Regions from separate parts of the Mus musculus genome. Here region 2 is linked to region 1. A link is a loop called in an ENCODE intact Hi-C map of the cell type or tissue named here. Cell type or tissue: left cerebral cortex. All regions are shown on one strand. Links, peaks and the distances in the headings refer to the core of each region. The heading gives the core; the rest is flanking DNA. Region 1 overlaps Slc9a7 (solute carrier family 9 (sodium/hydrogen exchanger), member 7). Region 2 holds the start of Chst7 (carbohydrate (N-acetylglucosamino) sulfotransferase 7).

Region 1 (8,336 bases), core at 80-8,079:
AGTTAGGCAAGTCTCGCATGCCATGGATTTTCATGTCAGTAGATTTTTTTGGTCTCGTCTTTCCCATTGACGTTTAGAAACTCTTTTTGACAGGTGTTGTAGCTGTCCTTTTCTGTGGGATTACACAAGCTCATTACACATATAACAACCTGTCAGTAGAATCTCGAAGTCGAAGCAAGCAGGTAAGAGTGGTCCTTGAGCCCGCTGGGCTGCCAAGTAGCTGGACAGGAGGAATGCAGCCAGGAATGCAGTGTTCACAGCCTCCCTTTTCCTTCTTCCTGCAGCTTTTTGAGGTGTTACACTTCCTGGCAGAGAACTTCATCTTTTCCTACATGGGCCTGGCACTGTTCACCTTCCAGAAACACGTTTTCAGCCCCATTTTCATCATCGGTGCTTTTGTATCCTTTTCCTATTTGACATTGTAGACAGAAGTGACCTCTGCTGGGAAAGGCATGCAACTACTAAGAGGATTCTGACTCTGATTAGAATGGGTAGCTGGGTCCGTTCTAGTTCAGTGTATTTGTAGTGGGGTAGGGAGTGGGGGTGGGAAGCTTCCTAAAGCTGAATATATTTGATTTCTAGGGCTGTCTTTTTTTTTCTGGCATTCTCTGTTCTAAGCTAGTGTTTGTTGGGCAGTCATTTGTTTTGTAGAGTTCTGTCCTGATTAGATCTAAAAGTCAATAACCATGCCAGACCCCAGAATTATTGTAGATATGCTATTGTCGCTATTGTCATGTCAGCTGTAACAGAGTCAGTTCCCTGGTTCTAGTGATTAGAAGGTTCCACTCTTCTTGCTCTCAGCTGCAGATTCTAGCTTGGGTAGCCCCAACCCATGCTGCCTTTGTGTGTGTGTAGACAGTGTCCATACTTTCAGCTAAGCTGCCCTGCCCCTTAGATTATGCTGGGAGAGACTTCTTTGTTTTTTCTAAAACAGGAAGGAAGAGAGGTTTGAAAGAAGGAAGAGATGAGGAAAAAAGAACAGATAAAAAACTGATAGAATTGAAGGGGAGGAGGAAGGAATGAGAAAGAGGATGAGAAGAAAAGATAAAACTTCTTTGACGTCAACCCTTGGGGATGTAATATTTCAGAAGTGGGGCATTTTGGGTGCTTGGGTTAGATAGGAGGGAGGGATGTGAGTGCCCTGGAGTGGCTCAGCAGCTGATGGCTTTGCTCACATGGTCTTAGATACCATTGTACTATTGTCACTGAAGTCACTTTTCTGGGGCAGGATTTTTAAGATCTGTTCCTATTGATTTTTTACATTTATTTATTTATTTATTTAGCCTTTTCAAGGCCTCATGGGAATCCTTAACTCTTCTAGAAAGAATGTTTTTTTTCTTCTGGGAATTTGGTTTCATGTGCAAGAGTGTAGGGCTGCCCCTCCTTAGCTGCTAGATAGTGACAGTGCCAGAATCCTAGTTAGGATCTTACTGAGTGGCTTCACATAGTCACTAAAAAACAGCTTAATTTCCGTGGGATTGGCTTTCCTTCACTAAGACTTGGCATGTTGCTTTGATTTGTATTTCCTGCATGGCATCCTGGAAGAGATAGTGGGAGGAGGGCCTTGTTTACAGATCAGGGCCTCTTGGCTGGGTGAGCCACATCCTCTGCGAGTCCAAAAAGGCTTCTGACCACTTGAGGCTTTTTCTTTCACCTCTGAGTAGAATGTGCTTTACAAGCACTGTCATTTCCTTTTGTTAACAACAAAATCAAACAAGGAAAGGAGAAAGAAAAAACAAAAAAGGCAGAAAAACACTTTGCACTTTACCCTGGAGGAAGTAGAAGATAGTTTGTCCCTGGCTTCTGTCTGAGACAGCTGTGGCTCCTGCAGCTGGTGCATTGCTGGACGGAAGCTCTGTTTGCTGGCTCCTGTCTGAGTTTCCTTCTCTGACCAGGGGATTGGGCAGCTCTCTCTGTTGGGTGCTGTTTAAACTTGGCAAGGAAAAGATGACCAGTTTCCCTGAATTCTTTGCTTTTCACAGCAGAACCCCTTTTTCTTATTCATCCTTTTCTACATTTTACACTCCCAAGGAGCAGTAAAGCTACATAAGCAGAGAACTCTCTCTGCGTTAATTTGTATGAGAGAATGTCTGTTTGTGGTAAGAATACGCAGTTTCTTCACTTCTAATTTTCCTGAGCTCCCTGGGCCTTGAACTCCCTGATGTTTGCTTGCAAATGAAGCTTGTTGGCTCTTTCCCAGCAAACTTTCTACAGTTCGAATCTAGGCTTACTTTTCTTTCTTGCCATTCTCTTTTAAATAGAGCCCAACATAGTGTGTGCTTCATTTAGCCCATGCTCCTGCTATCATACTTTAGATTATTTCTGGGCTCATTTTTTTGAGAAATTGAGGAATCTGCCAATACCAGTTCAGTTTAGTTCAAAAGTTACAATGTGTTTATAAGCTTGAAATTAATGAACTAAGAAGTAGAAAAGTTGACCAAATGACTCCCATTTTGTTGCTGAGGGATTGTTGTAGGGGGAAATCAAGCTTCTCTGAGTAGCTGCTCAAATTTTATGGTCAATCAGAGTGTTTTGAAGTGTCGTTCTGGAAATGTGTTGGCTCCTTATCACCTGGTGGTCAGGTTGCCATCTTCCTGGGAAGAGCTGCACATATCTACCCACTCTCCTTCTTCCTCAACTTGGGCAGAAGGCATAAGATTGGCTGGAATTTTCAACACATGATGATGTTTTCAGGTAAATATATATACATACATGTATATATAAAGAAAATACATTTTATTTAGCCAACAGTGATATGATTAAAATATAATCAACTGGGCTTGGTAGCACATATGTATAATCGCAGACTAGGAAGGGGGAGGTAAAAGGATCAGGAGTTCAAACATGCTTAGGTAAATATTAAATTTGAGGTCAGCCTGTGCTATATAAGACCCTGTCTCAAAAACCCTGCTACAGGTCAACCTGTCTTTTCACTATTCAGTGAGGTACTCTCTCCTTTGCTAAGAAAAATAACACCCTGTTTTCCACAAGTGTGCATCGGATATATTCATACTCAGCCAGCATTTCTGTTGACGGGATAGAAGACGTAGAGAGCTCGTTATTATGCATGTTTCTCTTTCTTTCATCTCACTAGCAAGAGAACCATTTAAATAGTAATAGTAGCCAGTGTTCTAGAATGTGCTGTACAAAATGGTGCTTTTTTTCTCATACTGGAAATTCTGTGAAAGCCAGCTGCAAAGAAGATTGCGCACTTCTAAGGCGATTCTCTCTGGGTTAGACATCCTGGCTCCCAGAGCATGTGGCTAGAACTTTTACCCCCACATGTGACAATTAATTTTGAGGAGTTGTTGCCATGTCCTCACATCACCAGAAGACCTTCCTGTTTGGTTGCCACAGGCCTGAGAGGAGCGATGGCATTTGCACTGGCTATCCGTGACACGGCATCGTATGCCCGCCAGATGATGTTCACAACCACACTGCTCATTGTCTTCTTCACTGTGTGGGTCATTGGTGGAGGCACGACACCCATGTTGTCATGGCTCAATATAAGGTCAGTTTATAACCAAATCAATCTTGTGTCTGAATGTGTCAGTTGTCACTATCCTTGAGAATGTTCAGTGTGCCATGCAGGCTGTACTGGTGAAAGGTTTTCATTCTTTTGGCTTAAGCAATGTGTGTGTGTGTGTTTGAGAGTGTATTTTTTTAAATTAAAATTTGAAGTATGGAGATTTTACAGGATACAAAATTTCATTGAATTCTAAAAAAAGAAAACAATCAAAATAGTCAGCACACACAGGAAATTAGGATGAGCTGGCTCTGACCAGGACAGTGACTTTTGTAGAACAGTTCAAAGTCTTAAAGCTACAGGAAAAAAGGAACAGACATGTAGCCCTGGTGATGTTTCCTGTCTCTTTGTGGTGGAAGCTGGGCCCAGAAGTAGAAGCTCCCTAGCCAGACATTAAAAGACTCAAGTAGAGTTCCCCCCTCCTTAGGAATTTGTACACCATGCCTCTCCTTGCTTCTGGGAGAGAGAGAGAGAGAGAGAGAGAGAGAGAGAGAGAGAGAGAGAGAGAGAGAGAGAGAGAGTAAGAGTGAGTTAGTTTTCTATGTAACCCTCATCTATCATAGCCTTGTGACATCTTTTGTATGTGGTTTTGTCAGGACAGAAGGATGTTGACCAGTTTCTTTCTTTTTCTTTTTTCTTGACCCTCCTGCTTCTACTTCCCAACCACTAGGATTAGAGGCAACTGTCCCCATACCCAGACTCAGGAAATTTTTTTATGAAGGGTGTTTGACTTCTATATTGTGATCTATAGCACCATATAGTCAAAAAGTCACTGACTGAAACAGGAGTCCAGAGACCCACAGCCCAACAATGACTGATCTCTGATCTCTCATGTGTTTGAGGTCCAATTTTCCTCAACGTGAAATGAAGCCTTATGCCAGAGTACAGCCAGGGTTCCCCACATCCAAGTGTTAACTCTGCCTCTGCATTCTGTGTTGCTGAATGTACTCTGGCCACCTGTTGTAGTTTTACCTTTGCACAGGGTGACTATGACCCTTCAACCAGGCATTGGGAAATGAAAATGCCTGAAGAGTCACTCTCTAAAAAGCCACAAGGTGGCGATATATATCTTTCTGTGTTGGTGTTCAGCTTGTTTTCTCTCCTCTGCCAAAGACACTTGAAGCTCCTATATACTGCCAAGGAGAAAAACAGGATTTGAGAGAATAGCTGTTTCCATCTGAGCTGGAAAGGATTAGTGACGATAGGCAGGGATTCCTGGGTTTGGCTATTGCCAGTTATGCCATTTTTGTGCTAGTGTGTCTCAGCTTGCAAATCAAGGCAAGGGCGTCTTGGTGACAATCAGTATCCTCACTAATGCTTTCATTGCACGTGCCGTTTGCATTTCCATGTTAATATATTGGTTCTCACAACATCCCCATAGTGGAGATAATATGGTCTCTGCCCCGGTTGTAGAGTCTTGAGAGGATGAGGCAGGATTGGAATCCGAGAAGTCTTACCATGGCTTGTACACAGTATTGTCCATCAATAAGAGGGGTGTGGTGCTAAAAATTGCTTTCCTCATAACATTTGGAGTGCTTAGAAATTCAACTTCCTAGCTTTGATACTATGGGTTGGATTAAGGAACACAGTCCACCATCCAGTGGAAAAAGACAGCATTTTCAACAAATGGTGCTGGCACAACTGGCAGTTATCATGCAGAAGAATGCGAATTGATCCATTCCTATATCCTTGTACTAAGGTCAAATCTAAGTGGATCAAGGAACTCCACATAAAACCAGAGACACTGAAACTTATAGAGGAGAAAGTGGGGGAAAGCCTCAAAGATATGGGCACAGGGGAAAAATTCCTGAACAGAACAGCAATGGCTTGTGCTGTAAGATCGAGAATTGACAAATGGGACCTCATAAAATTGCAAAGTTTCTGTAAGGCAAAAGACACCATCAATAAGACAAAAAGGCCACCAACAGATTGGGAAAGGATTTTTACCTATCCTAAATCAGATAGGGGACTAATATCCAATATATATAAAGAACTCAAGAAGGTGGACTCCAGAAAATCAAATAACACCATTAAAAAATGGGGCTGAGAGCTAAACAAAAAATTCTCACCTGAGGAATACCGAATGGCTGAAAAGCACCTGAAAAACTGTTCAGCATCCTTAATCATCAGGGAAATGCAAATCAAAACAACCCTGAGATTCCACCTCACACCAGTCACAATGGCTAAGATCAAAAATTCAGGTGACAGCAGATGCTGGCGTGGATGTGGAGAAAGAGAAACACTCCTCCATTGTTGGTGGGATTGCAAGCTTGTACAACCACTCTGGAAATCAGTCTGGCGGTTCCTCAGAAAATTGGACATAGTACTACCGGAGGATCCCACTATACCTCTCCTGTGCATATATCCAGAAGATGTTCCAACCGGTAAGAAGGACACATGCTCCACTATGTTCATAGCAGCCTTATTTATAATAGCCAGAAGCTGGAAAGAACCCAGATGCCCCTCAACAGAGGAATGGATACAGAAAATGTGGTACATTTACACAATGGAGTACTACTCAGCTATTAAAAAGAATGAATTTATGAAATTCCTAGGCAAATGGATGGACCTGGAGGCCATTATCCTGAATGAGGTAACCCAATCACAAAAGAACTTAAATGATATGTACTCACTGATAAGTGGATATTAGCCCAGAAACTTAGAATATCCAAGATAGAAGATACAATTTGCTAAACATATGAAGCTCTTGAAGAACGAAGACCAAGGTGTGGATACTTTTCCCCTTCTTGGAATTGGGAGCAAGGCACCCATGGAAGGAGCTACAGAGACAGAGTTTGGAGCTGAGACTAAAGGATGGACCATCTAGAGACTGCCATACCCGGGGATCCATCCCATAATCAGCCTCCAAATGCTGACACCATTGCATACACTAGCAAGATTTTGCTGAAAGGACCCTGATATAGCTGTCTTTTGTGAGACTATGCCCAGGCGTAGCAATGACATAAGTGGTTGCTCACAGTCAGCTATTGGATGGATCACAGGGTCCCCAATGGAGGAGCTGGAGGAAGTACCCAGGGAGCTGGGGGGATCTTCCACCCTATAGGTGGAACAACAATATGAACTAACCAGTACCCCCTCCCCCCCACCAGAGCTCGTGTCTCTAGCTGCATATGTATCAGAAGATGCCCTGGTCGGTCATCAGTGGAAAGAGAGGCCCATTGTTTGTGCAGACCTTATATGCCTCAGTACAGGGGAACGCCAGCGCCAAGAGGTGGGAGTGGGTGGGGGTGGGAGGGTGGGGGGGGACTTTTGGTATAGCATTTGAAATGTAAATGAAATAAATACCTAATAATAATAATAATAATGAACAAAAACATAAAAACAAACAGAAAAAAAAGAAACACAGCCCATTCTTGGGAATATGGACCTGAAGAAAGAAAATATACTTATGTGGCTTTCAATTTGAGACACCAGTCTTTGTTCTTTGTAGCAGCATGAGGACAAGACACTGCGATTGACACTGTGTATCATGTATAACCCTGAGAGTCTTTGCATTCTGTGACCTGTGAAGTTATTTTATGCCAGATTTCAGATTTTGGAGTAGGGGTGCTCATCTTGTGTAGAGAATTATTAGATAGGTAATAAATAATTTTGTAATTTCTTCAGACACTCTGATATTTGTACTCATTGGGCTTTTGAAAATATTGAATAATACTATAAGCTATATGAATGATACTATGTTATATGAATAATAGCTATGTTGAATAATAAAATATAGCTATAATACTATATATACTATATTGAGGAGTTTTTGAAAACTTGAAGTCTTATAATTAATTTCTCATTCCATTCATAAAAATTCACTTATGTATTCAGAAAACATTCACAGTTATACCTAATTTTATATGAGTACTTTAAAGCATCTCCCTTAATTATATAAAGGCTCCAGGCTTCTCATTTTTTTGCTATTCCCAGGAATTGTAGAGAACACAAACTTCAAAGATGCATTAAAAACTATAACTCACCATCATGTAACTAGGAACAAAGGCAAAATATCTGACTTTATTAATGCTAGTGATAGAACTCAAGGCTTCAAGCATGCTAGGCAAGTGCTGTTCCAGTGAGACATATCCCCATGATCTAACCTCTTTAATCCCTTCTTTACCTACAGAACATATATCATGAATATATAATTGGGTTTTTGAAATTTTGTTCCTGACCTCCCTATGGATAATAAACCTTGCAGATGCTGAAGGTTTTTATAAAAGTGGGGTAGTATTTGTCCAGAACCCATGCCCATCATCTCAAACACATTAAATGATATCAAAAAGCTTTTGAGATTTCCTACAGTGTAAATGTTATATAAACAACTATAGTACCATGCTGTTTTGAGAATTATGACAAGAGAAAAGATTTATATGCTCAGCACATAAGCAATTTTGGGAGATATTTTAAATCTTGGGTTGATTAGATTTCCAGACAGAGCTTATAGATATAAAGGGCCAACTGTACACAAAGCACAGAACAAGGCTTCTCAAGCAAGAAGTGTTGGTTATCAGACAGCTAATAAACAGGAGTTCATCATTTTCTTAGTCTCTCTGATATTGGTTGTATCTATCATGGAGTTTTGAAATGTTAATACTATGAAACTTATTAGGAGTTTTTGAAAACTTTGAAGTGTATTACAGTTTATTTCTCATACCATTCATAAGACTTGCTTTTATGTATTCAGGGAGTACTCATATTTGTACTTGATTTTATGAGTCATTTAAAGTAGCTCCTTAAACTGTATAAAAGTTCCAGACTCCTCAGGAATTGTCTTGTCAGTCGCCTGACTTTTCATGGCCTG
Region 2 (8,336 bases), core at 44-8,043, 100 kb after region 1:
CATCTTCAACCTTTGTCCCTCCAGTCCATCCCCAGGGAATACTGAATTACACTATAAAATAATGAATGGAAACTTAAGTCACTTCCGGCCTTCCTGCAATGCTTTTCTTCCTCCTCTGGTCTGCACTGTACAGAAGGCAGCAGGCACTCTTCCAATTCACAGGGTTTGGGGAAATGCATTCCCATGCCACTGACTAGATTCCTATGGTGAGCATCATACAGAACAGTCTTCCCTTGGCCCAGTGTTACACGCCATCTGTTAACTCAATACTGGACACATATAGAGAGAGCCTTTTTGAGGCCATTTTAGCAACCACTTTATAGAAAATGGCAAAAAAAGAGGGGTTTACTTGACAAATTGTTAACTGCCAGTCTAAAGCCCCATCTATCAAAAAAAAAAAAATGCCATGATGAAGTTGGGGAAAACCCAGCCCAGCCTTCTTAGAGCACCAGAGGAAGCTGATCAAGCAGCTTTTGTGACCTGTGGTCAGATATCCTGCAAACAGCAGTCAGCCTCTGAGAGAGGGGAAGAGAAGAGGGAAAAGGGCCCACGAAGCCAGGGGAAAGGAATGTCAGTTCTACTTGTTTGTAATAGGGTTGGAAACACACAAATGTGTTGCAAGAGCTGCCTTACTGTGCCTGTGTGCTTAGTACCCAGGAGGAGAGCCCTGGAGCTGTAGAAGAGAAAGACAAAGAAATATCAGACAGAAAAATTAAGGATAAATAGGAGCAAAAATTCAAACTTTTTCACAACACCTTGTTTTTGCTTTTCTTTTGACAGCAGACAACCATGGCAAAATGTTGTCCCACAGGATAAACAGGCATATGCCTGGAAGGACTTCCTAAACCCTATACTCCACTCCATGTTAGTTACCTTTCTCAAGTTGCATTGGGGTGCTTTAGACTTTCTCTACTGGCTTTGGACTTTAGATGCCTTATAAAGGGGGCTGGGAGAGCAGACCTGGAGGCTGCTTCAGCTACCTTTACACAACTTCTCTCACTTCCAAGACCTCCTCTGAGAAGGTAAGGAACGAACTCACTGAAGCACCTCAAATCTATCAAACAAGACATGATCTTGGATGTGATCTGATAGCTTGTGATTCAGGACAGCATTGACCCCTCTAACCACCCTTCAACTCCCCTCCCCGAACCCCGCTGGTTGTTTCAGGATTCCCCCTCCCCAAATACTGTTCCTTATACTGTGTCACTTTACCTGAATACGCCCCGGGGCAGGGTTCAGGGATCAGGGTATTACACAGCCCAATTGGCCTTGGTCTCCAGTGGTGTCTCCCCTTCCCTGACGGTCTTCCTGTCGCGTTCGTCCCCACTTCGAGGGTAGGCAAGCAGACGCATGGCAGGGGCGCAGGCGGTTTCCACTTGGCGCACCTGCTCTTGGCTCAGACGTTCGCGCCAGGCGTGCACAGCCTCTCGGGCGTCCCGCGCAGACAAGTGGAAGGGACGATCGGCGCCGTAGGCCGAGCCCCGCGTCATATTGAATGCGAAGGCATCAAGCGCGGCGAGTGTCCGCAACCCAGAGAAGCGCAGCAGGCGGCGCAGCTGGGCTTGGGGCTGCCACACCAGGTCCTCATAACGCAGCCGCAGGTAGCGACGCCTCAGCCAGGCGGGCGCGCCGCGGGTGAATAGCAGGTCGCGAAGCCACGCTTCACAGATCACCTCAAGCGCGCTGGTTAAGAAGAAATCAGCGCGTGGCGCCGAGGGCAGAGCCCGGGCCTGGCCTCCCGGACGGGCATCCACTCCATGCGCCAGCAGCACCCGGTGGAAGTGGTCGCCCCTCTGGCGCGTGCGCAGCACCTGGATGCTTTCGCGCAGCAGTCCCTGCCTCGACTTGAGGCGCGAGTTGTGCACGGCCCGAGGGTCTCGGAAGAGTTGCACCACCTTTAGGTTGAGGCCTGGGTCACGCAGCAGAGGGACCAGCACTCCCAGGTCCAGTAGCCGCACGTCTTTGATGACCACCACCGGGTACTTGCGGCACTCGGCCTCCAGGGCGCGGAGCGAAACGGGCGGGCAGGTACTTTCGCAGGCTTTGTCCTCGACGAGTCCCACGTCCGCGCGTGCCCGGGGCGCGGCGGGGCACAGAGGCGGCGAGCAGATGACCTTGTTGGTCCGCCAGCGGAAAAGCATGGCCGTGGTGAGGTTGGCCGAGTCCGGTGCTCGCTCCCCAGGGTCCCCAGGCTGCGCGTACAGGCGCAGCACAGAGAAATCACAGCGGAAGAGGGAGCGCAGCATGTCTCTTAGTGCGCCCTGCAGGCTCTCCGCGTCGCCCGGATACAGTGCCTGCCACAGATGCCACATGGGCTCGTACAAGTAGAAAACGTCCGGGTGCTGGTTGAAGAGTTCGCCCAAGAAGGACGAGCCGGTGCGCCAGGTGGCATGCACATAGATGTGTTGCTTTTCCTGGGTCACCGCCTCACCGACGGCGCTGAGGTTGCCGGGGGACCCGGGGGATCGATCCGGGTTTCCTTCGGCCAGGGACCGCACCTCAGCGCCCTGCTCACGTTCCCCGGCCGCCGCCGCCTCCAGGCTCCACACACCCAAGCTGCGCTGCAGGCCGGGGCAGTTCCTGCCCTTGTCCTGCTCGCTGTGGCTGTCCAGTACAGAGGGGACAAGAAGTAGCAAAAGCGTGTACAGCGCCAAGAGCAGCGTGAACTTGCAATACTCTCGGCGCCGCCGCCGCCGGCCCTTCATAGTTCACCGAATCCTCACTCTCCCCACCCAGAGCAGAGTAGGCGCCTGCTGGTTCTGTCCAGAAAACCCAGCCCAAAGTCCTCGGCTCCGGCCTCTTCGGGTCTCCCTCAATGTTGGGTGGAGCGGAGTGGAGCAGCCGGGCGGTGTATCCACTACAGGAAACTTGGGAGGCAGTGGTGGCGGCACACTCAGCCTCCTTCTTGGCTCAGCCTCTTGAGAGCGCTCATTGGCCGGTTCAGCAGCTGCAGGCCCTGCCCATGGTACCCGAAACTTCTCCCCGCCCACTTACGCTCTGCTCCTGGGTTTGCTCAACGCCGGGCTAGAGCTGGACAGGGCTGCCACAGGGCAGGGACACCCTCTGGGGTGCACTGAGTGTACTCCACCTTTCCCTAACTCCTTCAAAACGAATTTAAGTTTGCTAACCAACCAACTTCAGGCAAGGGAGAGTCACAATGTGTACAGAAGGCATCCAGTGACTGGACATGATTCCCCACCTGGAGAATGACACTTTTTTTCTTCCTGTTTTGGTCCCAGCAGAATCCAGAAGAGGGCACTGGATCACCAGAAACAAGAGTTGCAGATGGGTGTAATCAGAGCTATAGGTGTTTCAAACCAAACTTGGGTCTCCAGTAAGTGGTCTTAATCACTGAACTAATTCTCCAGCCCTTCTCTTGTATTCCTTATATATGAAAACTATTTATTTTGTATTTGTCAATCATTGTTTCTTGCCCACAATTCTCACACTTTCCAGCCACTTGTATATATATTCTTTATTTCTGATCCACCTTGCCCACTCCCTTTACATTTTTCTCAAATCTTCGTGTTCATCTAAAAGACTATGGGCAATTCTCTCTCTCTCTCTCTCTCTCTCAAATTATATTCGTGTGTGTGTGTGTGTGTGTGTGTGTGTGTGTGTGCGTGCGTGCCTGTGTGCCTGTGTGTGCACATGTATGGAGGTCAGAGGACAACATGAGGGAGTTGGTTCTCTTCTCTCATCTTGCATGTCCTGGAGACTGGCGATTGAACTCAGGTTGCTAGGATCAGCTCTAGGCAAGTGCTCTCACTGAGCCATCTTACTGGTCCTGTGCCATTATTTTAATAACACTCATGGCAATAAACTAAACTTCCTTGCCTTCTGTCATTCATTACTCCCCTAGAAAAGCCATTCTTTCCCAAACCCACAAACACAATTGCAAAACATTCCATAAAGGACATGTTTACACCAAGAGAAATTTAACACCATTAACCTCAGACATCCTGTCAATTCCAAATCTCAAGCCTCTAGGACTATTCAAAATTCTCTGCTCTTCTCCAACCAGGGGTACCACTGCACTCCTTTCCCAACAGTGTCATTACTTGCTACTTTTTTGTCAGAAGAAACCATGTTGAACCTCTTCATTTTCCATCAGTAACATTCACTCACTTATGTATTAATCTCCTTTGTAGCAAGGATACTATTTTGCAACATAAAATTAATAGCTTCCATTATATTTTTCCTTTTCCCTTTTTAAGCAAAAAAGGTTGCTCTGGGCTCACTTGGGGAGAAATATATGGCTGAGCAGAATGTAAATAACTTCTGTTGTTAGTTATAAAAACCTCAAGCCCAGTAATGGAGACAATAAAATTACAATTATCCTCCTCCAACTGTCCCTTTTGGCTTTATCTTCCAACACTAACTCTGAGATGGGAGAGGGACCTGGAGTCACAGCTCAGTTGATAGATAGTTGTGTGCCTCTGTGGGCCCATAGTGAGATATCCCTTCCTCCACTGAGGTACCAGCTGTACAATGGTATAGTATAGAATAGAGTTTATTCACGGCATGGGGAGGGTAGCTGAGAGGGTAGTAGAGACAGAGAAAGGCAGAGCAAGAGAAGAGACGAGTAGAGACTGGTCGTGAGCATGTGGAAGGGGGGAGGGGAATGGGGAGAGAGGGAAAAGAGGGTAAGGGTTAGCAAGGGCAGGAGAGAAAGAGAGAGGATGGGGCAAGTAGCTCCTTTTATAATGAGTCAGGCACACCTGGATATTTCCTGGTAACTGTGGGGCAGAGCCTAGACTAAATGCCAACATTACCCTGTTTTGGTTTAATTAAAAAAGGAAAATTTTGAAAAAGGCGATGGTGGAGCAGGAATAGGGTCATCATTGTGATCCTTAGCTACTTCCTGCTGACTCTGAGGTGACATGTCTCTAGGAAACCTAAGAAAATGGGTAATGGGATGTGGTCCTGCCTTAGGAGAGTTGGCTGTTTCCTTGCTATCTAGGGTCTGTGGAGCCATCTGTGGATAGATAGGAAAGAGCAGGTCCAGTAGAAACATCTGCATCTATGAGAGGAGATTGGAGCATCTGAGGGTGACTTCTCTGGAGCTCTCCTGGATGAATTAAATGCCTGGATGTGACAAGATGCTGAACACTCACACACACACACACACACACACACACACGCACACGCACACGCACACGCACACACACTATAGGTAGAGAATAAAGTTAAGTACGTTTGGGAGGGAACATTTATTTCTTTGGAAGTACATTTGAAACCCTTAGGTCTTGGTGGTTGTGGGTGAGGTAATTCCCAATTTCAGGGCACAGGAGATGAATTCTACCCTCTGGAGTAGGTAGATGTGCTTATTTGGATGGAGTCTATTTGGTCCATGAGAGGTAGTTATGAGTGGGTTTCCTGTAGCTTACACATTTACAAAGGAGATAGATTTGTTAACATTAACAGTCTTTAAGATGAGCTTAGGGAAAACAAAACCTTTTCGTGGAGCAGAAGGAGCAAGAAGGGCTTTTTTCTTCTGTCTAGGGGACTGGATATGTATACATTTAGCATAAAGAGAAACAATTTTAAATTTATATTTGTGGAACAAAGAAAACTCAAAACATTGACCTTGTGAATATTATAGTTGATCATATAGTTTAGCAAGAAAACCACATTAAGTCTATAGTTAAAAGGCAACCAAGGGAAACTTACATTTGAGCATGATATCTTATAGTGTAGATTCAGCACAAGAAAGACTTTAAGACAATCAAAGAGAATTTAAAATTTGAACTTGTGTTTATACAGTTGGATCATATAGTAGAATGTTTTATTAGAGTTAGGCTAATTTATATGAACTCTATTGGTTAATGTTAGGACAATGGCATAAGAAGGGGAGCATTTAGTGATGGGAAACTGAGTTTACATAAGGAAGTAACAGGTTACATCTGTGAAAACTTACATCTGAACTTGTGTATCCTTTATCGTGAAGTCTGTAAGAAACCTGGCAGTCTTAGGTAGTTAATGAATTTATTAATGAGCTAATATAGTGGCAGATTACCTTAGGATAAGGAACTAGGTCTGATTTTTAAAAAATTTTTAAAACTTTATTAATCATCCCATTGTTTACATCTCAAATGATATCCCACTTTCTGGTTACCCTGCACCAACCCCTCATCCTATTCCACATCTATCCTCTCCCCGCTCCCCTTTGCCTGTATGAGGATGCTCCCCCACACACTCCCCCTCTCCCTCTCCCTCCCAACCACCCTCTCCCTCCCCACCTTTTAATCGTCCCCCCACAATGGGGCATCAAACCTCCACTGGACTAAGGGCCTCCTCTCCCATGTTGTCAGGCAAGGCCTTCCTCTGCTAAATATGTATCTGGAACCATGGATCCCTCCCAGTACATTCCTTGGTTGGTGGTCTAGTCTTTGGTAGCACTGGGTGGTCCAGCACGCCTATGTTGTTCTTTCTATGGGGTTGAAATCCCCCGCTATTCCTCTAATCCTTCCACCAGCTCCCCCACTGGGTTTCCTGAGCTCAGTCTGATGGTTGGCTCCAAGTATCTATATCTGCATTGGTCAGTTGCTGGCCAAACCTCCCACAGAACCACCACACCAGGTTCCTGTCAGCAAGCACCTCTTGACCATAGCAACAGTGTGGGGTTTGGTGTCTGCAGACATGATAGATCCCCAGGTGGGGCAGTCCCCAGAGAGTCCTTCAGTCTCTGTTCCATTTTTTTGTCCCTGTTCTTCCTTTGGACAGGAACATTTCTGGGTTAAAACTTTGAGATAGACAGCCCCATCCCTAGACCAGGTGCTATGCATATCTACTGGAGGTGGTCTCTACAGGTTCTATCTCCCTCTTCTCTGCATATTTCAGCTAAATAAAATATAAAGTCATGCCCATTGGGTCCTGAGAGTCTCATGTTTCCCCAGTGTCTGGTATCCTCCAGTGGCTATCCCCAGTTCCTCATGCCCGGTGTTACATATTTTTGTTCAATTTCCTGACCCTCTGTACCTCTCTCACATCCCCTCCAGTTCCTGATACTGTCTCCCCCCATTTCCTTCCACCTTCCCCCTTCCCCCCACATCTCCCTCTCCCTCAACTTCCCACGATCATTCTAGGTCTGTTTTCTAGCTGTCAAGCTACAGTTACCTTAGCTGTCAATATAGTCAGAAATCTGGGGAAGAATAAATTATAATCTAGGAGTCATGTATTAATTAAAATGACAGAGTTTGATCTATGGTCCACTACCTAAACAGTTCCGAGGTCCCTGTGATCTCCATGGCAACTTGGGCAGAGTCAGTCTGGCTGCCAGAAGATGAAAAGCTTTTTTTTTTCCCTTTTTCCTGTGGAGTAGATAAGTGTGAAATGAGAAATGACCCACCTTGACTTAGGTAATATGAAACATTTGACTCTCAGGGTATCCTGTTTTGTCCGTAGTGTAGACCAAGCCCTGGCAGTGGGCAAGGCAATGGTGGTGTTTTTCAGTGGTCATCATACCACAATCCAGGCAGTCTTGTCAGTGTCCATTATCTTATCAGAGACTTTGGGGGGGTAACTGTCAGGCTTTGAGAGTCTGTCTGTCATAAGCTGAAACATTATTATACTTAGCAGTTTTCTGACAAGATTGCGAGAGAGCAGTATCTATTGAGAAAATCTGAGTTAAGCAACCTGTGTTTGTTTAATTACTTGTTTGAGAATGTATCTAGCCAATAGAGTACATTATAGCTTAAGGACAGTAGCAAAATTAAGGCTAAACATATATTTAAGGCAGTGATCTTTAACCTTTTATTGTTTAAAAAAATCTTTATTTACCAAGGCAGGATATAATGAAAACCTTCTCTTAATTGTTAAATGACTTTGACAGGTTGTATCAGTAGAGAAAACCACATGAAGAGATACACACAGAAAGAGACAAATGGTAGAGTTTTGTCTAGTGTACACTTGGCTTAGAGTTGATGTGAACCAGAATGGAAAGAAATTGGAGGGCTGACAGGGGTAACGTGAGACCATGGAGTGGGGTCCATGCAAGTGTGTCTGGGAGGGTTCAGGCCTGTGCCATGGACTGAGTGGGTAGGCACACAGGCTCATTTCCCAACCTGTGCCACAGAGTAGCTTGGGTAGTAGGGTGGCTGACAATGGCCTGGGGACACATCTATGGGAACACGGTACAAGTATGGGAGACAGGGCAAGAGCTGGTGTTGCTGCAGCTTTCTCCTAGTCTCTTAACAACCCTGCTCAGGTGTTGCAAGTGAGAGCTCTACCATGAAATGCAGGATGGTGGAGTTGAGCAGGTAGGGACTGAGAGAATGTGGAGGGCTGATACAGGAGACACTGGAGAGAAAGCAAGGGAGGAGTGGGGCAAAAGT

Evidence for each region. A loop is a pair of places that touch in the nucleus more often than their neighbours do. Peaks named below come from ENCODE experiments on the same cell type or tissue, not always from the same donor. Only the 100,000 strongest peaks of a DNase experiment are listed, where the experiment ranks them.
Region 2: a loop joins it to region 1, with 4 times the contacts of the local background. A loop is called at or near these places in 10 of 42 quality-filtered maps.

Annotation. Positions count from the first base shown.
Region 1 is chrX:20,153,990-20,162,325 of GRCm38, reverse strand. Slc9a7 (solute carrier family 9 (sodium/hydrogen exchanger), member 7) reads left to right here. Exons shown (of 17, transcript NM_177353.4): 9 at 94-182; 10 at 285-398; 11 at 2,583-2,694; 12 at 3,358-3,511. Among named protein-coding and RNA genes, the nearest start is that of Chst7, 99 kb to the right of the region's middle. In left cerebral cortex, for the core only: CTCF peaks have their summits at 450 (motif pointing left) and 4,578 (motif pointing right); DNase peaks (open chromatin) are centred at 407, 1,883 and 4,617; H3K27ac peaks cover 448 bases.
Region 2 is chrX:20,054,085-20,062,420 of GRCm38, reverse strand. Chst7 (carbohydrate (N-acetylglucosamino) sulfotransferase 7) reads right to left here and starts at 2,851. Exons shown (of 2, transcript NM_021715.1): 1 at 1,213-2,851. The coding sequence starts at 2,705. The coding sequence ends at 1,251. In left cerebral cortex, for the core only: CTCF peaks have their summits at 1,789, 1,996 and 3,241 (motif pointing right); DNase peaks (open chromatin) are centred at 575, 1,508, 2,015 and 2,925; H3K4me3 peaks cover 1,915 bases.